Linked DNA regions of Homo sapiens: region 1 is linked to region 2. The links are chromatin loops, found by intact Hi-C in ENCODE. Cell type or tissue: psoas muscle. All regions are shown on one strand. Links, peaks and the distances in the headings refer to the core of each region. The heading gives the core; the rest is flanking DNA. Region 1 overlaps LINC01331 (long intergenic non-protein coding RNA 1331). Region 2 has its middle 20 kb from the start of LINC01335.

Region 1 (11,748 bases), core at 1,171-9,170, 82 kb after region 2:
TAAGTTCTGATTCAGCTGCTTCTTAGTTGTAAGCTTTTCAGACATCAGTGGATTTTCTGGGCTTTATCTGGAAATTGGAGTTTCTTCATCTGGAAATTGGAGACATTAAGAACATCTGCTTTCCCACCTCAGTGAGGAATGGAATGAACTACTACGGTATCATTTGGAAGCTGTGAATTCTGAATTGTTAGAGTTATGAGTCTTGGCTTTGAATAGGAACACTGTGGTCTTTGTTTATGGTTTATTAATGTCGACTCTCTAGAACCATGGCTCTGCCTACACTGGTAGGCCAAATAGTAACAATAATGGCAACAACAACCTCTTGAAGAAGAAAAAGTCTAAAATAATATAATCAGAATAGCTCAGTATTTGTTGAGAAGCTTCTATGTGCTAGAACTAGGCTGCGTGCTCAGATTTGCCTCACTTAATACTTAACCACACCTCATGAGAATCACTATCACACCTGGTCTCTGTCCCTGCATACCAGCCTGATGCATGGGCTGAATGAGCCTGGATATCTGAATACTAATACATTCCACCTCCTGTTGGGATACCTTGCACTCTCATTTGGAACCTTCTCAATGTTAGCCAACTGGACCTTCTTGAATTTTTACATACTCACAAGATGCCCTGCTGGATGGGGCTTTCTCCAAACATAAGCAAGCACTAGGGTCTGACCTTGGGTTTATTCATCCCAATGCAGCCCAGGTGTTCATACCTGTTCCCAGTGATCCCAGCACCAAGTGGGCCATAAGAACTGGGTTCTGCATGGTTCCAGTTATTGATGAATAACAAATCTTGGTAACTACCAGCCTAGTGATAGTGGCTTCAAACCACAGCAATCATTTTATTATCTTTCATATTTTGTTTGGATCAGGAATTTGGGAAGCTACTGGGTGGCTGTGGCTTGGGGGTCTGTCATGCAGTTGAAGTCAGTTGGTGGTGGGAGCTGAAACAGTGGGGAAGCTGACAAACTGGGGACTGGCCAGATATCTCTCTTCATGCAGTCTCAGGGCTTCTCCATGTGGCTGTTCCATATGGACTAGTTGGGCTTCCTCCCAGCATGGCAATCTCAGAGAAGTCGAGCTGCATACATGGCATCTCAGGGCTTTGGCATGAACATTCCAGTGAGTAAGGTAGAAACCATGGTACCATTTTTGACCCAGTCTTAGAAGACATATAGCATGACTTCTTCCACAGTCACAAACATGTCAAGATGCAAAGGGAAGGAACATAGATTCCACCTCTCCATGAGAGGAGTGTTAAAGTTACAGTGTAAAATAAGCATGTGAGATGGGAGATATTACTGCAGCCATCTTTGGAAAGTACAATCTGTCATAGCTACTAGAGAAGAGGGTCTACTGGGAAATAAGACAGACTCAGCCCCTAGATGCCACAAAAGCATCTGATCCTAATGTTCACACTCTGCCCCCATGAGGAGGGCTTAGATTTTTCACCGTCTTCTCATGTGGGCCTTGGTTTCCCATCATCTTTTCAGTTTCTCATTGAAACCCTAGCCCTAGCCTTTGAAAATTCAGGCTTCCTCCCCTAGACCATGGCAGCTCTTCCCATCCTAGCTGGACCCCATTCCTGAGGATTGCCGACTGACCACAGTGGACACATTGTGGCCCTAATCTATACCTGGCAAATGCCACTGAGAAGAACACCTGCCACTCCCACTTCTGCCCCTCTAGTACCCTCCTGCAATGACCATCCCAACCCACACTGAATTCAAATTCACTAAGTTGCCTATTTATTTTACCCATTTGTATGACTCCATTGATGACATCCAATGTGGGTTTCACCAAAGCAGCTGGCTGAAACTCCAGAGTGTGCAATATCATGACACTTAAGCAGGACACTTCAAGGTATGGGCCAAGACAGGACTCAGCTCTGCAATTTACTAGCAATATAAATTTTAGACAAGTCACATGACACTCTGAATTCTTGTGATATGAGGATAAGAGATAAGAGTACTTTGCTGTGTGGTATTTATCTGCAGGCTCCAGCAAGGTGCATATGAAAATGAGTTGAAGACATGTATCATGAAGACCATGTAATTATTATTACAATTGCCACCTAACATTGCTTCTCTATTCTCTTGCCCTGTCTACAGGGAAAGACAGTGTACCCTTCAGCTAAAATATGTCCATTCCCTCTTGGCCAGCCTGCTCAAAGCCCAACAGGCTGTCTGTTCATTTTTCTCTATCACACTCGTGCAGCAGGAGATTGGTGCAGTGAATGCCATCCTGGTCCCACCTCCTCTGCCCTCACTCTCACAGGCATGCTGTGGGCAATCTCAGCCTCTTTCCAGATACCCTGTTAATGCCACCCTAAAATTGGATGATCTAAGTGGTTGGTCCCAAAGACCAGTCCCACATGCGTGGACACACCCAGGCTGTGCTCCTTGAGTGAGCAGAGAGGCCTACAGCTGGGCCTCCCCTAGCACTGTGTGTTCACCCTGTCCTGCATTCCTGGGATACAGGAGGGAACCGGGTGCATGAGGACAGGCCAAGGCACCAAAGTGACAGCAATCAGCTGTGGATAAAAGAGCACAGTCCTGGACAAGCACCTCATTCCTCTCCCACAAGACTCAGACCATTCCAGGACAAATTCCCAAGGATGTTGCATTATCCGCCTGTCTGGACAAAGTCTGGCAGGAAGAAAACCTTTCAACGGTTCCAGCTTGATGTTTCTGGGCTCTGGGCTTTTTTCCTTACTCTGATCTTTCCCACACAAGAAAAAGGAGCTGCTGGCCCAGCTCTGAAGATCTGGCCCATTTGTGATGCAAAGCAGCTTATTTCTAACTGCAGAAGTGCCAATAGTGCTGGAGGGGGCTGACTGAGGAAAAGGATGATAGAATTGTTTATCTTTCAAGGAAACCTAGAGGGTACAAACAGTCAAAAGATTAGCCTGGGTAGCTTTACTGCCAGGGATGGGTGGCACGATGGGAACCTGCCTCCCAATTCTGCCATGAATCAAGGCCTAAAACTTTTACAGGCATTTCTCTTTACTCCTCAAAGTAGCTTCAGGGCGAAAAAGAGTGACAGTTTAATCTCTCTATCCTCACCAATTTTTATTTCCTCCTCCTGAACTACCCCCTCACCCACACTCCCAACATAAAAAATCCATCTGGTGTCACCAAGGGCCAAGCAAGGTCCATGAACAACTGTTGGAGGCTGATGTAGCCAGTGTGGGCTTGGGAGGAGCCTTGGGAGAATTGTCCTAGACTGGCCAATGGTGGGGCAATGGTGGGCGTGCTGGAGTGGAGGGACTGGGGGAGGGAGAAAAACAGAAAGCGATCCAGGACACATGAACGGGCCTGGAATAATGAGAAGGGAATGTGGCTAACAAAAATAGCCAAAGTACACAAGAAGAGAGAAAGGGAAGAGCCGCCCTCAGAGGAAAGAGAACAGAGAAGGAAAAGAAGATGGAGGAAAAGGAGGAGGAGGAGGCAGGGGGAGAAGAAAGTGCTAGAAATGAGGAGAGAGTAAAAACAAGGCAGAGAGGTTTGGAATGAGAGGAGTTAAAAGAGTGTGACAGTAAAAGAAGCAGGAAGAAAGGAAGGGAGAAATCACCAAATTATAAATGGGTTGTGCCCTAAAGACTTTTTTCACAATAGGTAAGTTTAAAACTAAAACCCATCTCCATCCAAGACACTGACTCCCATGCTGACGAAGTTCCTAATGTGACCTGCAAAGTGGGCCAACTTGCACGGCTCCAAGAGCGAGCACCTCCTGACACTTTGTACCTAGGCACCTCTCTGGCCTCAGCCTAGTCCTGACCCAGATATAAAATCTCAGGGCTCTCAACCCTGCCTGCACATTAGGATTTCCAGGGAAACTGGTTTTGTTTTTGGTTTGTTTGTTTTTTTCCAGACAGAGTCTCACTCTGTCACCCAGGCTGGAGTGTAGTGGCATGATAACGGCTCACTGCAATCTCTTCCTCATGGGTTGAAGCAATTCTCCTGCCTCAGCCTCCCAAGCAGCTGGGACTACAGGTGTGTGCCACTGTGCCAAGCTAATTTTTGTATTTTTAGTAGAGACAGGGTTTCACCATGTTGCCCAGGCCGGTCTCGAACTCCTGACCTCAGGCCATCCACCTGCCTCGTCCTGTCAAAGCGCTAGGATTACAGACATGAGCCGCCGCGCATGGCCAAGGGAAACTTAAAAAGTACGCATGCCTGGGTTCTTGCTTAGATTAGTTTAATCAGAACCTCTGCTGGAGGAACACATGCAGGGTTTTAAAGCACATCCAGGTGATTTTAATGCACAGCCAGAATTAAAAATCACTAATAGAACTTACACCGTAGCGTTCAGCTCTTGGGGGGGTTAGTGGGCTTTTGGCCCTCGTGAATAATATTGTTTCTAAAGGGAAATGTGTTTAGGTTTTAATTCCAGATGCCAGGCACTAACCAGCCCCCACACCCTGTATCCCACCCACCCACGTCTGCAACACTTACTTTGTCAATGGAAGTGGGGGCCACAATAGCTGGTCGAGCTTCCCCCTCCACCCTGAGTTCCAATGGGAGGCCCCCATTCCGTTCCCAGTGTGGCCAGGGCCATCCAGTCATGTGTGGGAAACTTGAGTGTTTCCAAGTCAGGGAGTTCTTACTCAAGTTTGGTTAAAGCTGAAAGAAAAGAGAAAAACAAAATGTGTCAACATGAGTCTCACTTGAATAAAAAATAAACATACAAAAAGTAAAAGAAACAACGTATCAACAATAAATGCCAGAGATGGAGGCTCTATAAGAAATGGCAGAACCTTCAAGTTAACAAACAGGGCCGGGCACTGTGGCTCACGCCTGTAATCCCAACACTTTGGGAGGCTGAAGTGAGCGGATCATGAGATCAAGAAATCAAGACCATTCTGGCCAACATGGTGAAACCTCGTCTCTACTGAAACTACAAAAATTAGCCAGGCACGGTGGCGCGTGCCGATAATCCGGTAGTCCCAGCTACTCGGGAGGCTGAGGCAGGAGAATCACTTGAACCCGGGAGACGGAGGTTGCAGTGAGCCGAAATGGCACCACTGCACTCCAGCCTCCATGGAGATAGAGCAAGACTCCGTCTCAAAAAACAAACAAACAAACAAACAAACAGGAAGACACATGCCTGGAAATGAAGTTGAAATGTGGCTTAACAATTCCATACTAGGAAATCTGCTGTGTCAAGACATCAAGAAAACTGGTTTTTAAAGCTGTGTTAACTTGTGTTAGAGCTGCCAGACATAGGGAGATCATTCCAATCAAACCAATACACAGCCATTTCTCCTGGGGATAAAGGGACAAGATGGAGCTTGAGCACTAAACATTTGAGAAACTCTGCAACATGTGGGGCCACTGAAGACTCCACGCAAACCTCTGCTGCCCGCATGCCCCACCCACGAGCCGGCAACTTAAGGGTTAGGTCCCACTTCCTACGGATTCTGTGGAGATATGCACATGGGAAGCAGGATGCTGCCTGTGAACAACACCCAGGGAGACAGTTGGCAGCAGCACAAAGCTTCGTGAAATCCTTGAAGCCAACAAGACAGATCAGAACAGGCCAGAGGGTACAGCCAAAAACCTGTTGTTTCCTCACTTCTTCCAGCATCACACAATATAAAATCAATCAAATAACTGAATTACACCAGCCACAGCCTAGTGAGGATTATGTAAACGGAGCCATTGTCTGGTGGCAAGGCAGCCTCCCCTGAATTCCCCTCTGAAGAGACTCTCTGGCCAGCAAATGGGGGGCCAGGGCCCTGGTGCCCAGCTGGTGGGCCCTGGGCCTGCACAGAATAGAATCGCAGCTCATCTTTGCTGAGTAGGTTTCTCCTACCATGAGGGTGGCTGCTCCATGAGGGGCAGCCAGGTGGAAGAAGTCTGCACATCAGCCACCCTCTCTTACTCTAATTAGTAACAGGACAACTCAGTTGTGCCTAAATTATTTGAATTCCTTTGTAAATGGGGCTCCATAGTTACCAAGATCAGAGATCTTTGCACATTCCTTCAGAATAAGGGGTTCATAGAGGGGGCCCGGAGGAGCAAGAAAGATGGCAGCCCAGCCAGGGGAGAACTGGGGCATGCTCCAGGATACAGGATGGCCATAGCAACACCCTAGGCAAAGCAGCAGCTCCAGAGATCTGATCTTGTCCCTCAACAGCATGTGCTGTTCCTCCCATAATGGCAAGTCAGCCATTCTCTGTTCAGATGCTAAGGCCTCTTCAACAAATGCATCCATCTCATGGCTTCTGCCTTCTCACAGCTTCCGTTTCTTGTGCCATCTACTTGCTTGTCTCCTCTCTACGTGCCTCTTAGCTTATGCACATCTCTAAAATCTGGCATATTTGAATGACACTTAGTGACACTAAGACAGAGAGACTGATTAGTTCCATTAATTACTACTCTCTATGGACCTCTCTTATTGGACAGAAATCTCACTGCAGCCTCTCACTGGCTGCCTTTTGAGTCAGGCACCATCCTCTGGTCCAGACTGCTAAGGTCAGAATAGAACAGGGTCATCGTGAAAAGCATGGTACCCCATGCATAAGGAATGGCCCGTGGCTTTGTTCAGGCAAAACACCTTGTACAGGACAATCTCAGCCTCCCTTGCTGTGTGACCCAGCTTTCCTTTTGTGAGTTTAAGACATGCACACTCCTGGACAAGACACTAAAGCTATCATGAGCAGTGCACAGGAAAGCAGTGCATTACTAGAAGAGAAAGAAGTCAAGGGGCTTCTAGTGCCAAATATCAAGGATTCTGGATTCTCATATGATAAAGTTGAAAATTACTGCAGTGAGGTTGAATCAGGTGCAAAGGGAAGAATAGACTGTTAGAGAAGGGTAACTAACAGTTATCCAGTGCTGGCTCTGGGTCAGGCCGTGACCCGGGAGTTAAGCACTCAACCAGCATTAACCACTACACGTACCTCATGACATTCTGACGTCACCTGGGGCGGACTGGCAAACCTGTTTGTTGGCTGACTTCAAAGGACTTCCAACCCATTCTCCCTTAACCACTATCACAGAAGCTGAAAAAGACTTTTCCAACTTCCCACAGGTGAGGAGTCTTGTGGTCCTGTTCTGGCCAATAAAATACAATGGGAAGTCATGTGGGAGTTTGGGAAAAGTTGTTCCTTTTCAGAGAAAAGGAAGAAGCAGCCCTAGAACATAGACCCTTTCCCCATGCATATACTTGAAAAAAAATCCTGCTATCACCTCCCACTCCCACCCCCTGCTTTCTGATGGGAATGAAGACTTAATACCTGGAGAGGCTGGTGCCTTTTTATAAGATGAGGCAACAAACATGAAGATGAAATTAAAGATGGTGAAGTCATCAAAAAGAGCGTGGGTTCCTGTGGAGCAGCTGAATCAACAAATCAACAGCAGCTGCATATCCAAACTGATACAAGTAATATCACTATCCCCATCTTTTATATAAGAAAAATGAGGCCACGGGTGGGTAAGCAACTGGTCGAAGATCTCTTAGTTCAAAACCAAGCCTGTTGATTCCAGAGACCAATCCATCATGATATGCTCCTCTCCAGACAGAAGAAACCTTAGAATTGAAAACTTCTTATTTAGAAGGACCCCTAAGACCCTGTAGCCCAATTCCTTCCAATTAAGAGATAAGGCGCACAGTGGTTAAGTGCTGGGCCCAAGTCTATTGGCTTTCCCCTCCTGAAGCTGAATCCTGACACTCATCCAGTGTTCTTTACATTACTCCATGCTTTCTCTCCCGGGAAAAATAAGAGACTATAATTCCTGTACAGTACCATGGTGGCTTCTACATTGCCTTAGCTAAGGATTTGTCATCTTGATTCATTTTGGGCCTCTGACACCACAGAAACCAAGACAGAAGTAAGGACAATAGTATTGTATTTCAGAAAGTTATCGTGTTGGCCACATTACACTTCAATGTTTTTAGACTATATTAAGCCAAGATATTTTATACCAGAAAATGTTACCTGAGAAGGAGTATTATTAGTGGCTTTTGCAATATTCACTCCAGGAGCCTCTGCAGCACAATCCCCGGAGGGAGAACAGTATTGCATTTGAAAAGCAATGGCAGACGCCATCCCTGAGGCAATTTCTATTATTAAGCTGCTCAAAAATAAATAAATAAATAAACCAAACAAAACTCTCCAATTTTCTAAAGAACTCAAGAAAATGAAAAGGTCTTTTTACACACATTTGCCACCTTCCCATAGTTTGTTGGCCATGATGAAGACTTTGGTTTTGAAAACCCAACTCTAAACATCTTTTTTCTTCCACACTCTGGCTCCTTTTCAAGCATCTCTTAACTCTCCCCAAAAGCTGCCATCATCCTATGATTGATGCATTTCTGGAGATTCAGCTGAACTTGTCTGTTCACATTATCCAGCTGTTCAGTGCCTGTGGTTTTCACTAATGGTAGTTACATTTGATCATTCCCTTCTTGCCCCTAAACTTTCTGGCAATGCTCAAGAAAAATGTGGAATGCAACTAGTACTGAGGGCCCTGCAAATTTAGCAAAGTTTAGGATAGGAAAACATTTTGCATTTGCAATAATATAGGATTCAAGAGAAAACGAGAAGACTCATTCATTTATTTGTTCCACCAATAAATGTTGAGGACCTGTTGTATGTCAAGCTCTCTGCTCAGCACTCTAGATGATTTATTCCATTTAACAATGCTGCAAACTTAGAAGTTAAGCACTACTATTGCACTCAGTTTAATCAGGAAATTAGGGCTTAGCAAAATAGAATAGCTTAACCAATGTAAAATGTGATGGGGGACTTCAAAAAACTTACAATCTAGAAGGGGAGGTAGCAGGTAGTACACACACACACACACACACACACACACACACACAAACTCCAACACAAAGCAGAATGTATTCAATAGATGATCCAGTTTCAGAGCTCAGAGAAAGAAGATATTGCATTCAGGCCTCACGGAAAAGATTGCATTTAATGGGGTTCTAGAAGATGATTAAGATTACTGCAAAGAGAAATAAAAGAGAAGCAGATCCCAGCACAGTAGAAGGAATGACGTAAGTAGAAGGGTGGTGGCAGGGAAATGTAGAACATGCTTGTGAATGGAGGATAAGCCAGTTGAGTAAGAGCAAAGGGTACAGGAATAGAGTAAAGGTGTTAGGACTGGTAACGTAGGTTGGGTACAGGTCATGAGGTACCTAGAATGTCTATGTTAACCTGGAACTTATTAGAATCACAAAGAGGAGCCACTGAGCAGTTTTAGGAACCCATGATACTGTCCCACGGCAGTAAAAAGAGTGTGTTTAACAGTAATACGAAGCATGGAAAAGGAGGCAAGGCTGGTGATTGCCAGTCCAGGCAGCCAGCAACCACATGACACCATGGCAAACAGTGAAGGCCTGAGCCACGGTGGAAGTGGTGGGGATGGAAAGAAGACCACGGACACAAGACCCATGGCAAAAAGACCTGGCAATGGATAAGTGGGTGAATGAGGTGTCAAGAAATGATCAGATGCTGATGGTGCCACTAATGCACATCCAGACAAAGCTCAGTGTCTGGGAGTAAACTGTCAAACAAAAAAATATCAGTGTGAAGAACTTCCAGTTTACAATGACACCTGGCTAGCAGTCCATGACTCAACCTCTCTCAATTTCCCAGTAAATATACATACATTCCCCACTACATGTTTTAAAGAATGAAATTCAAAATTAGCGTGAATACAAATTGCCAAAATGTGGAGAAACATTTTCACCAACTCCAAGACAGCAGAAGGTGGATTCAGAGAAACAGTGAGTGGCCAAGCTACAGGTGTTCTCCTGAAGCAGGGAAACCCACACATGGCAAAGAAAGTGAGATGGCCTCTGGTCCTTCCCCTGTCTGCCCTGTCTCAAAGGCCTAGGTCAGTGCTGAACAGTAAGTTCTATTGTGCAAGTGCTTATTTCTAAGGTACCAGAGTAAAACACCAATCACCTGTTCTCCACCGCATCCTCTCCCACTAACCCCACCCCACTCACATTTTCTATTGCATCTGTGAACTGAAAGCAACGAGCAGGAAGTTGTCGGGGTCTAGAATCATGCTCTACATCCTAGTGGATGTAGCCCTCATATTGAAGCTACATAAGCAAGAAAAAAGACTCTAAGATATCCAACAGCAGTGTGTGCCGGGCTTCTAAATTTCCACCAACTCCCTCAGTTCAAAGTGTCAAAGAATCAAGCAAGAGAGTGAGATCTTATTTCTCTACAGCAGAGCCACAAAATCTGTGTGTTGGCAAACACTGAATGCAGAGGGAACTTGTCTAATCTAAGGATTAGTAAACACCAAACTAAATAGAGGGCCTATGAAAAAAGTATGAAACCTCAGGGGAAAGGGAACAATATCCCAGAGATCAAGAAGATGAACACACCTTTGAAAATGATTTGCTATCAAAAAAAAGAGAAAATGGTATGAAATATTTTTATTATTTTCAGTAGGATCTAAGAAGATATGGCCTCTCTGAAACAGGAGCAGAAAGCCAAAAAGCTGAACTGAAAGAACGCAATGAGATGAAAAGACAACGCCATGGAATGTAAAGACAATAAACCCAGGTGAAAAGGAAGCTGGGTGAGATAAGGAGGCTGAAATTACAATATGAGAAATGAAGTCAGCCCTGAGGGCAGTAAAACAGACCTTGGGAAATCTAACCAGTAATGTGCAGAATGGAGTTGAACAGAAGATAAAAGGGGGAGGGAGGTCCAAAAAAATGTGTTATTTTTTAAGGCAAATGGGAAGATGATATATGTAGAGCACAAAGAAAGGAAATTCAATCTGCAAATAATAGGTGTTACCAAAGACAGAACCAAAACACAGTAGGACCAGAGCAATGATCACAGATATAATTTGAATGCAGTAGACATAAACTTCTATAAGAAATCTACTTAATTTTTCTGTCTCAGGATTGTTGTCTTTAAAACGGGGGTTTAAAGCATAATGCAGAGAGTTTTATGAACATTTGAAGGAGCATCTATATGTTATTTGCTTGCCTTCAATATTGGTAGATAGTAAATGCTAAGTAACATCAGTTGTAATTTATTATTACTCTATAATAGCTCATACAAATTAGTAAGCCGAAAAAAAATAAAAGTACCAAAAGCGTGATGAGTTCATTCATGAAATAAAACTATGAATAGCATATAAGCATATGAAAAATGTTCCCCTCATTAGGAATCAAAGAAATCCAAATTAAAGCCATGAGTTACAACTTTTCCAATAACAAATTAATTACGGTTCTTTTTCTTTAATGGTGATGCTCTACATTGAGAAAAGTGTGCTGAAATCCCACTGCTTTGCTGGTGGGACTCTAAATTTGTTCAACCTTACAGTTGATATTTATAGATCAAAAAGATTAAAGAGATTTATATTTTTGTTATGGACTGAAGGCTTGTGTCTCCCAAAAATTCACATGTTAAAGCCCTAACCCCCAATGTGACTGTATTTGGAGAGAGTCTGGGAGGAGGTGATAAAGGTTAAATGAGGTCATAAGGGTGGGGCTATAACTGATTAACTGATAGGACTGGTGGTCATATAAGAAGAGGAAGAGATACCAGAGCTCTCCCTCCACCGTGTGAGAATACAGCAAGAAGGCTGCCATCTGCAAACCAGGAAGAGAGCCCTCACCAGGACTGGCACCTTGTTCTGGGACTTCCAACCTCAAGACCTGTGAGAAAATAAATTTCTGTTGTTTAAGCCACCAGATCTGCAGTATTTTGTTATGACACCCCAAACAACTAATAAAATTATTTAACCAGAAT
Region 2 (11,748 bases), core at 2,084-10,083:
ATTTTATATTTGTATGTGCCAATTTTTTAACTTTAAAATCTTTGTTATGCTTTGTATTTTATATGTCATATGATAAATGTAAACAAAAACACATAAGATAAATGTAAGAAAAAGAGAAATCAGAGAACTGGGTTATAGTATTACCTTAAGATTTGCACCTCTGCAAGGTAAGAAATCTTTCTAAAACCACACGGAAGATCTGAACCCTAATTCTTCTTAGTTTGGCAAAATTTAAAAGTAGAGTCAGTTGGAACTTTGGTCTCACAAGGTTTCTTGCATTGTCATCAGGCGTTGGATTGCCAAGCTTCCATGTGAGCCATCACCCACAGGTTTCCGTATCACATCTGCACTAGTATTTGAAGAAAGCAAAGGACATGTGGGCTATCTCATCAGTTCGTGGTTGCCCTGAATTGCAGCACCCCAGACTGAAAGTTAAAAATGCTTCTGACTCAGCAACCCTACAGAACATACGCATTTGGCTTGTAGGACCAAAGTGGCTTTATGGGTGAAGAGCCCTAGCAGAACATTTCAGTGGGTATCGGAAGATGATTCTTCCATGTATACTGAATTGACCTCATAGAAAATTTTGCTTGTCAGTTACATATAGTGCTATTTCAAAGACCTTTTCAAGATTTCAGATATATATCTTTATTGATTTTATTGTTGTTATTGTTACTCTGAGATTTGGATAATAATTCTTCATAAAGTAAACCAGAGAACAGGCCTAAAGAATGCCACTGTCACATTGGCATTCAGATGGTAAGAACTCCATAGAAAAGCATTATGACCAGATCCTAACAATGTTAATGAGAGATGCTACTCCTGCCTGACAGACAGCAGGTGGCATTTGTTAAGAGAAGTTCAGGAATTCTACCTCGGTCAAATTGGCTAAAGGGGAAGAGGAACTTTGGGCTCACATATTCCACTAATTTGTAGAAAAGAAAGACCCCTTGTGATGCTTTCCCTGAAGCCAGTCTGAGGTAGACACCCTCTACTGACCTCCCACAGGGTGGATGGACCAAGGGAGGAGTTGGAAGAGCTCCAAGGAATGGACCTCATGGCTCACCAAGCCAGCCTTAGCATTAACATTTGTGTAGTATTTACCAGTTCACGAAGTCCTCCGCATACACTATCTTTGCAGCTGCTAGGGTCTGTGACTGTGTCTGTCTACACATGAGCAAGGAGAGGTTGAAGGAGGTCACAGTGGCTGTAGAACACATGTGATTAGGCTATTAGCTATTGGGGGCAGGTGTCCACCTGGATCACAGGTCTTCTGATTCCACATCTGTGCTGCTTTTTGTTTCCCTTCTGAAGTATTACCAGTTCACAGAGAAACTTTGGAAAGCACAGAACAATATGAAGAAAAGGGGAGAATTTCACACCATTACCATTCAGAAGCAGGCACTATTTACATTTTGCTGCGTTTTTGATACTTATATTTACCTATCTTCATCGGAAAAAAAATTGCAAAGTACAAGTATGTATGAAGGTGAAATCTGAGTCACACAGAAATAAATGTACATTTCTTTCCATTATTTTTTCCTAATCATGTTTTAAAACCAATATAAATGATTATATAGTATTCCCCTGCCTATATTCTTTGTTTATGAAAAGATTCTACTAACTACACAGACCAGCAAGGCTTCCTAAGGCCTTTCCAGCCTCTGGATCTAAAGTGGTATTGACAGCACCAACCCAAAGAGTGCTCGTGTGTGACACGAGATCCCTGCCTTCTTCAAACCCCAATGATATTTTTGAGACCTCCCACCATATCTCATGCTTGTTCTCAATCCTCACCCACTTTTCTCTCTCAGCTGCTGTCACCTGGTTTCCACCACCTGAAAAACCTCTTGAGGATTGTGTTCTAACTGCCACTCCTCCCTCCCTGAGACCTCAAGGTCCTGACTGGTTCTCTTCCATACTCTGTGTCCCACCCTGGGGAAAGCTTTAAGCAGACATGAGGAGAGGTTGCTCTTTTGCACTCTCTCAGATGTATTCAGATACCATGTGTCTCCTAGGATAGCACTCCTCAAACATCAATGTGCACACAAGTCATCTGGGATCATGTTAAAATGCAGATCCAGAATCATGAAGTCCTGGGTGGGTCTACTCACTCCCAGGTGATGCTTGTGCTGGTGGTCCCAGCAACGCACATTGAGTAACAAAGCCCTAAACTTCCTCCGGGAAAATCACCTCTCTTCTTAGGCCCATGAGGTCTGCCCATGGACCAGGTGGGTACCACTTTGTCTTCCCCACCCAGGTTTTCTCCTTTTTCCTTTATCTTTCCCTCATTCAAATAAACTTATACAGATAGATGCCAGCAGGCCACACACTCCTTCAATTTGCCCAGCAAACCCTGACATTTCTAAATAGCTCCTATGCCACCCTGCTTCCTGATGCTCTGTTCCTCATCCTCTCCCCTCTGTCTGTTCTATCGTCTCTTCCTAAACCCTCGATAACCGTAAGCATCATGGACAGAATACTTTTGTTATCTTTTTGTCCAGTTCCTGTCCCTCACCAGACACTCATCTTCATAGGCTTCATCAGGCATATTCATGAAGCCTTAGCTTTACCCCAGAAGTTGTCACCTGACTCAAGGCAGCTTTCTCACTCAAAAGGATTATGTGACTAGCTCTTAGACTAATTAATCTTCCAGCAGGAAAAAATACCACTGCAATAAACATTTTCATGCATAAGCATTGTCTGCATCTGAATATTTCTTCTTTAAGACAGATTCCTAGAGCTGCAACTCCTGGATCAAAAGATACGGAAACACTGGACCTCTTTATACCCATCATCTTTCCATTCTTTTCCCATGAGGCCACACTGCCTAATACGGGCTCTTCGTGGCTTAATTTGAGAGGCTTTGAAAATGGAAAGATACTTCCTGCTCCCAAATAGCTCCCAAACCAGCTCTTTCATGATGACTGAAATTGACCCTACCCTACCTTGGTTATAAGCACAGCTATGTTGTAAAAATACAAAAGCTACCGTTAGCCAGGTTGGTAAATAGACTAATCCACGGAGAGACATTAATGCTTTAACTCAGAGCTTTCCTTCAATTTAGGAACCCCTCACTGAGCCCTGAGTGCCAGAAAGCATGGCACTTTATTGTTTTTTTTTGGGGGGGGGGGTTGAGGATATAAAGATGAGAAACAGTATGAAAGGGGGAAAATGTGAAACATAGGTCTTGTCCCCCAGCCCCCAAACCTCCCCACCCTACTTTGTAGGAAGCAAGGGACTGGGAGAACAGAGTAGCCAGGGACAGCTGAGAGTGTCATCCTATAATGAGGAGGACAGAGAGGCCCATAGCCCACCTGAACCCCACCACCACCCCCCCACAATTCTGCCTTTTCCAGACAAGTGGTGGTTGAAGCTTCTATAGCTGTCTTCACCCATAAACTATAACTCTACACTCCCTGGCCCTAATGCTTCCCATACACAGGGGGCTGTGCCAGGGAGGTGGCACAGGCACTTCCAGAACTCTCCAGACGCTTTGGGAATCATCCCACATAGAACCACTTGTTCCCATGTTGCTTCACAGGAAGCCCAGGGTCTCCATTCGAGGCAGCCCTGCACAGTCACAATGAGCACTCGTGGTTCATCAAAAGCAAATTGTGCAAAGGAGGGCACACAAAAGAACAATTAATACAATTTATGGAATCAAAGTGGCATCAGGAGCTGTACATTTTATACAGCCTGCTCACTAAAAGAGAAAAACAATGAGCCTCTGACAGGGAGCCACTCCCTCAAGGCTGGCCACGGTGGATCCCACAGTCTATTATCTCAGCACCTCATTTCCAATTCGAATGGATGCCACCTGTCTTGTTTTGGCCTGCAATGGATGGTGTTTTCTGGTTTAAAAAGCAGGAAGAAAAAGACTCATGTTGTGCTTTTTATTTAGCCAGGGTAGCATCTGTTCTTATCCACAACAGGACTGCTGGCTAAAGGACATATGCCAGGATTTTTCTTTTTTTCAGTGATGATTTTTTGAAATCCCCCAAAAAGTTCCTATTACAGCCTTTTGACAGATTATCTTTAACTAACAGCCCCAGTCCCCTGGCTGGAAGAATTGGCATTTGCAGGCTTGGTACATACCTATCCCCACGCTGTGGGTTGGTGTCATCAACTAATTGATCAATTGTTTGCATGAAGTCTGGGGACCTGGGATTTTTCACAAGTGATTTCAGTTCCCACATGTGAAAAGGTAGCTGCCAGCAAAATTCTATCTGAAACTTTCACTATAATTTATTTTGTTAGGTGCATTTAAAAAAAAAACACATAAGCCATCAGTAGCTTAGTTGGCATGCCATTGGTTCAAAAAATCAGTCTTTAATTCAGCAAAGATTGATCAAGGAGATACTACGTGCAAAGCACCTCCTAGTCCATGAGGTAGATGAACTGGAGTAGTGTTAAATAAATGGAAGATTCTAGAACCACATGACATTAAAGGAACACTGGACAACAAATCTGCCCATCTCACATCCTTCTTTTCCTGGCATCTTAGAAAGACAATCTTCCAGAGTTAATAGCCAAGGATGAAGTAAGAGAGGCCCCTTTCACTTCTCAGCAACTCCATTACATCATGGTGGCATCTGAATGATTGAAGGCTGTGCAGCCTTCTTTTCTGACATATGCCAGGGAGACAGATGTTAAACTTGTCTGTTGATTGACTTGGTAAGATGAGTCTCTCAACCTGGTCTTAAGAAAAAGGTAATAGCTTGGTGTCACAGGGTATGCTGCTTAGAGAAATAGGAGTCAAATCTGTGCCAGACTTTTCTCAGAGACACTAGAACACCAGGCTTTCCAGAACAGTAACAACTGCAGCAGAAGCAAAAGGGTAACAATCGTAACTGCCATAAACGGAACACCAGCTGTGTGTCAGGCATGCAGATACTATCTCCATTTTGTAGATGAGAAAGTCAAGGCTCAGAGAGATTAAGTAATTTGCTCAAGGTCACAAAGTCAGTTACTGTGATAGTTAAAAGCACAAGTTTTGGCCAAAGACTGACTTGGGTTGAAAACCAAATGATTAACTATTAATCACTTAATGATAAAGTTATTAATCATTAATTAATGAATCTCTCTGCTGCTTAATCTCCATCGAATCTCTCTCTGCTGCTTAATCTCCATCTGCCACCTTGTTAGAATGGATCTAACACCAGTTTTGATGTTTGACTGCTGACAGCCTGTAAGACTCACTCCTCCCTCTTCTTCCACCCCCAGCCCCCATCTTGACAAGCTGATTAGAAAGCCTGGGTACTTTCTCTTTGGTATGGGCTGGAATTTTAAACCATGTATGAGAACCCTCACCCTGCCATATTAGTCTCCTTTCCTTGCTCTCTTAAGCTATTATTGAACCTGCTTAGGGGCTGCCATGCTCTTCCCAGAAAGCCTCGTTATGTGAGTTAAGCCTTTCATACCCTCTTGGCATATGTGTGGCATCATCAGTTTCAATATCCAAACCAAATGGGGTCCATCCTGTTTCTTCAGGATAAAGACACTCTGAACGCATTGATCCTCTAATCTGCCTATGCCCTGGGATTGATCTGCAAAGCATCATCACTCTCTCTTGCCCTCTGGCTTCCCATTGGGTTTAGTCAACAAGAAGCACAGATAGATCAGAGGGAGGAGGAGACAAAGGTTGAGGCATTTCTTCTGCGCTTCTCCCTGACTTGGTACACGTTTCCGGCTGTTGCAGCATCCCTGTATGTCAGCTCCCACCAGGCAGCCCCCTGACCCCCCGCAACATGCCACCACTCACTCTTCCCTTCGGTTGTCCCTCCAGCACTAGGGGTGGTAACAGTGTGCCAAGGCTGCAGTCTCTGGGTGCCTCAACATCCATTGCTGGTTCCCTTATCCCTGCCCCACCTCTACAAGGAGTCATCTCTTTAAAGTTTCCTTATTGGAATCATCTGAATTCAATTATTTCCTCCCAGTACCCTGACCGATACACTAAGCCTCAGTCCCCTCACTTGTAAAATAGAGATGACTAATACTATTTGATAATAAGTCATAGGATTGTTGTAATAATTAAGATAATTCAGGCAAGCATTTAGTATACTACCTATATGTGCAATGTAAACTCTCCGTGTCTCTTCTTTAGTAAAATGAGGGTAATGATACCTATTATAAAGATTATTCTGAGAATCAGATCAAATTTAGGAAAATCAGCTAAGACAGACATATTACTATTGTTATTATTATAACTTACAACAGCAATAATAATAATGAACAGTGACCCTGGAATTAAAAATCCAGGTCTCTCTGTTTGTAAAGTTCATGCTTTTCCCACCAGACTACACTTTCTTCTTTAGAGAAAAGAGGTCAGACATCCCCCAGCCTGTCTTGGAAATATCATATTTAGACTGTTACATGAATTAAATCATTCCTTATTTCTTACTTAAACAAAGCTTCTCCAGCTCAACAGATTTGTCAGTTAAATGGGAGCTCGCCAAAAGAACAAAGTGTACTGTTTTCCTTTTAACATCTCAATGCCAGACATGATTCCATGTCTTTCACCCACCAGGGACTTTCCGGAACATCATCTCATAAGACAGCCAATGAGAATTCAATATAAATCACTGTAATTAGTATTCAAATGATAGGTGTTTGTCACAAGTCCATTATCAGAAACCAAATATTCATTAGGCAATAGACATGACCTTTAGAGCTTCTAAACATTTGTGACCACGGCTCAAGATGCTCCCCATCTGCCAATGCTCACAGAGGCAGCTCATAGGAGAGAGAAAATTCTGTAATCTTTAAAAATAGCCAGGAAATGTGATTCCCAGACAGAAAGATTTCCAGGTCATGGTGACACAAATAATACACTATGTGTATACAGGATGAGGATGAACTATAGAAGGAGATAGAAAAGCTGTGGAATATTGTAAGGATTTGGGTGATGATAGAAATAACCTAAGTTTGAGAGATCATCCTTCTCTGAAGGCTCCTCCACCCACCTTCCTCAACATTTTTCCTACGAACTGTCTTCTTTTCTCCCAGTGGTGCAGAAAGCAGTGAATTACAAAGTCAGTGTTCTGGGGAAGCTACCAACTTGGGAGAAGGGTTCCATTATCCAAATAATCGAAAATTATCATAGCTCCAGGGCATAACCTCTTAACAGATGAATCATGGACAGGAACCTGGCTCTGGGTATGTTGACAGCAAGGTGTAAGGAAGAACATACGGGCTTCAAAGCAGAAAAACCCAGGTTCAGGTTCTGACTCTGCTACTTTCTAGCTGTGAACCCTTGAACACATCACTCGGCCTCTGTGACTCTTCTGTAGTAAAATGAGGGTAGTGACACCTATTATAAAGGTTATTCTGAGAATTGGATCAAATTTAGGAAAATCATCTGGCACAGATATAGTATATCTTTAATCAACATAAGAGCTATTGTTGCCTTGGCCTCTAAGTACATAACTCAAACAGAGCTACCATATGAGTAGGCTCCATGGGAAATTATACCTTTAATACACCAGAGCACTAACATGGGAGTCACAGGACCAGGATTCTGGCCTAATGTTGCCAATAAATTGCTATGTCATCTTGGGCAAGTCACAGCATTTCCGTTGAGCTAAATAGCTCAAGGGGGCCCTTGAGCTATTTTTAAAATCTTGGAGAGTCCAGTGGGGAGCACCTAATTATTGGAGCTGAGGCTGCACCAGCTCTGCCCTTGCTTTTGGAAGAAATTATCTCATAGTCTCATGATATTCTGATTATTTTACTTCAATCTGTCTGGCATTCTAATTGGCAGCTGCATATGACTTTACCTAACAAAAGTGAAAATTATCAATGAACTACTGAAAAAGTTTAGGGTTTTAATAGAAAGATCTGACAAAATATATGGGAGAGATTTTAAAAAGAGATCCCTGGTGATGCAAAGTCTCAGAACCATCTCCCAAGGTACTAATTGGCTCTACCATATTCTATTTCTAGCATCCTCCTTAAAGATCCTGATTCTCCAGAATTTTCTCCCGTAAGAGGAGATTTAAAAATGTTTCAACTCATTATTCCCCTGCCTCTTCTCACCACACAAATGCTGTTACTAGTCATGTGACACTGACCACAGGCCGCCAATCTTCATACAGTGGCCTCTTTCTGGCCATTGATCGTCTAAGATGAACAGAATATTAAATATTAACTTATTCTTTCCAAAATAATTATGGAGTCTATACTCTGGGCAAGGTCTTGTTCTAGATAATGGAATATAGCAGTGAACAAAACAGACAAATTCTCTGCCCTTGTGGAGTTTGTATTCTACTAGGGAAAGATAGACAATAAACCAAATCATCAAAGAAATATATAAAGGTAGTGATAAGTGCTCTGAAGGAAAAAACAGGCTGGCTAAGGGAACAGGGATGATGCATCAGGAAAGGCTGCAGAGAGAAGGTTAAAACTGAGCAGGTACTTGAGGGTGAGAGATCAATGTTATTGGTGTCTGGGGAAGAGGCACCAGGTGGAGCATTGAGCCAGAGGTGGACATGAGGAGCCATTAGCCACCATGGCTAGAGAGGAGCAAGCCAGACAGTGAGTGAGGGACTAAGGGCACAGATCCCATAGGTCCTTGTGGACTATGGGCAAGACTGTGAGTTTTATTCCAAGTATGTGACAGGAAACCGCTGGAGAAGGGATGGGAAGTTTTACAAAGGAGCTGCCACAGTAATAAAAATCAGCAAACTCTGCTGTCTTTGTGTCCCTGGATTGGAATGAAACTTGTTCCCCATTTTAAACAGAAGCCTCTACCATGCTTGAAACTCTAGTGCTGCTCTTTAACCCTGGCAATAACTCAAAGTAATTCAATGGAAGACCCATTTTTAGTGTAAAGGTTAAAATGACAGCAAAGACTATTGCAGGCAAATGCAAAACCCTTCACTAAATCACATAGATTTTTAAACTAGAATAGGATCTATAACTCACAGCTCACCTATTTCTCCATCCAGGCGTGCCTAGGTATGCTAGCATTTGTGTGTTGGCTGGAATAAAGCTTTTTTTGCTCAGAAAAAAGACGGGGGATGTGTTCATTTAACAACAAAATCTCATTTTTTTCTGCCTGCCTGCTTAGGACAAAGATCTGGGGTTCCTTTCTTAATCTACAAAGTCTACTCTTTAAGGTCTGATTGGGGACCCCAAATTTGAATTGTCAGCCATATAACTCCTATTAAAAGCTCACATAAAAGAATATATTTAAGAGGGTTTTCAGCGTTTTCCATCAAATCGTTCCCAGGGTCAGCAGAGAATATATTTATCACAACATCTATAGGTATAGCCTGAAGTGACCTGATGAAAAAAGAAATTTTTTCAAAGAGATTTCATCATAAAAATATTCTTGGCTGGGCACGGTGGCTCCTGCCTGTAATCCCAACACTTTGGGAGGCCAAGGCAGGCAGATCACCTGAGGTCAAGAGTTCCAGACCAAAACGGCCAACATGATGAAACCCCAGCTCTACTAAAAATATAAAAATTAGCTGAGTGCAGCAGCATGCACCTGTAGTCCCAGCTACTCAGGAGTCTGAGGCAGGAGGATTGCCTGAACCTGGGAGGCGAAGGTTGCAGTGAGCCAAGATCGTGCCACTGCACTTCAGCCTGGGTGACAGGGCAAGACTCCATCTCAAAATAATAATAATAAATTTATATATATAGATATATATATATTTGTGTGTGTATATATATATACATATCTCCTCTTGATTGTTTGTTATATACCATACATCATAATCTATCCATGTTTATTTTAACATGTAGAATTTTAAAATACCAGTTAAAATGCTCAACATTTTCTCTCCTTCGTTTCTTATATTTGAGCAAGATGAGCATCCTTGATTGTGCCCTATGTTGATCATGTGGCTTTGGGTCCTCCCTGGCATCCAGGCTAGGTACTCAGGAAGAAATGCCACCAGTCAGCCAGTTAATCCTTCGAATCAAACCACCAAAGACCTACATAGCCAAACTGTACTACTAAATTCTCTTTAGAATCCCTTCACATCATTATGACTTCAGATCATGTTCAGTGTTTTTATTAAGAGCCACTGTGAGAAACAGCCACATTTATAGCTAGTTGTTACCATGCCCATCATAGAATAACCCATGCAATAAATTGCTCTCAGCACTCAGGACATTTCTCTTTGTGAAACAGCATGCTTTTTAAAAACAAGAACTCGTGAATATAGCATTTTTGTTTTGTTTTGTTTTGTTTGCTTTAACTGATAGGAAACTTGGAGATATTTTCATCCAATATTAGTAGCATTCAGCAGTCTACATTTCTGATATATCATTCAGAAAACACTGACAGAGCTCCTTCTCCATCCAGGTCCTGGGCTAGTCTGGAAAGAGGGGCACTTGTAATGTGCAAGCTGTTTCTTCTTACTTTTCACTAGGGTAAACTAAATGGCCTCTAACGATCTCCTCTAGCTCAATGTTTCTATTTTCTTTCCTTAAGAAAAAAAAAATGGAGCTTACAGACTTAGAGGATCTTATTGTGGAGTATGTGTCCCCAGGCACCTGCATTCCGTACTCTGCTTCCCAGAGGAACTATGCCAAATTTTTATTAGTTACATGATGAATTTTTTTGAAGTTCATGATATGTCATTTGCCATTTTAAAACAAATGCCTACTTTAAGATGCCAAAGGTGTGTGGAGTCTGAAGATGTGAAAGTATGTTTTGACGCTGCCTCTGCAAGCTCAGATTTTGGCTGCAAAGACCCTCCTGTATAAACCGTGGTGCAGGCTGGAACACAAGACCCAGAAATACTTTAGCCAAGTTCCAAGTATTTGCTTCTAAATATTTAAGAAGCCAACTCTCAGATGCCTCCAAGGAGGCAAATACCAGTGAGCTATTGCTAGCTCCTGGGGCAAATGAGGGCAGCCTTGGTCCAGTGCCTTTTAGATTTGATGTGGGACACATGGCTTTGCAGCATTCGTACAAACCTTCTTCCTCTGTTTCCCACCACCTCAACATCCACCTCATATGAGATCCAGCCACGTAAGCCAAGCAGTTCTCACACCAACAAGACTCCCTGGGAAGAAATCAGCCATTCTCAGTTCCCAAACACAGAGGAGTGCTCCAACCACTGGGAAAGGTTTATAGAACACTTGAATACCCATGCCGTCACACCCACACTGTTAAATACACGCATACCTGCATTTTCACTAGACAATGCCTATTGCTTCAAAAATTCCAGAATCCTGTCATATCACGTGGATGATTTAAAAGCAGTGTTATTAAATTAACTTCTAATTAATTGGCTCTCAGTGTTGCCAAGCCAGATTGCTAGAGGCTGAGTCCCTTTGTTATATGATGTGCTTATTACCAAAGCCAACTCTAACAAAGTATAAACATCTATAAACACAATCTTGAGAAGGCCAGGGACTAGCATGTAACCATTTCTAATCCACGTTTCTGTATTTGCACCAGTTTATGCCACAGGCTAAGGGTGGGATTAAATTTACACATGAAGGCAAGTTGGGAAAATCGGTTTCCCAAGAATTTATAATGCTTTTAAACATAGAGGTCATTCCATAAATATCAGCTGATTGAGAATGTTTCTCAATGTGTACATTCTAATATTTATTGATCCTGGGCAGCCTAATAATCCTGCCAACCGAAACTATTTGGGTCTAGTCTCAGGCCCAGCTGAGTTTTAAGACCAGCTCAAGCCTTAGATTGAGAAAACAGAACCATATCTGGCTTAATGTGGCTTGTGGTTCAGGAACTTATCATTCTTGTTGCTACCTTTCTTCAGA

The links. Hi-C counts contacts between places; a loop is a spot of excess contacts. Peaks named below come from ENCODE experiments on the same cell type or tissue, not always from the same donor. Only the 100,000 strongest peaks of a DNase experiment are listed, where the experiment ranks them.
Region 1: it touches region 2 in a loop (2.2-fold over the local background); 2 of 110 quality-filtered maps call a loop at or near these places.

Annotation. Positions count from the first base shown.
Region 1 is chr5:74,364,892-74,376,639 of GRCh38, forward strand. It overlaps LINC01331 (long intergenic non-protein coding RNA 1331), which reads right to left. Exons shown (of 4, transcript NR_197436.1): 3 at 4,463-4,630. Among named protein-coding and RNA genes, the nearest start is that of LINC01333, 49 kb to the left of the region's middle. In psoas muscle, for the core only: no CTCF peak of the experiment used is centred there; DNase peaks (open chromatin) are centred at 2,430, 3,230 and 5,470; H3K27ac peaks cover 874 bases.
Region 2 is chr5:74,282,298-74,294,045 of GRCh38, forward strand. No RefSeq gene overlaps it. Among named protein-coding and RNA genes, the nearest start is that of LINC01335, 20 kb to the right of the region's middle. In psoas muscle, for the core only: no CTCF peak of the experiment used is centred there; a DNase peak (open chromatin) is centred at 6,704; H3K27ac peaks cover 4,706 bases.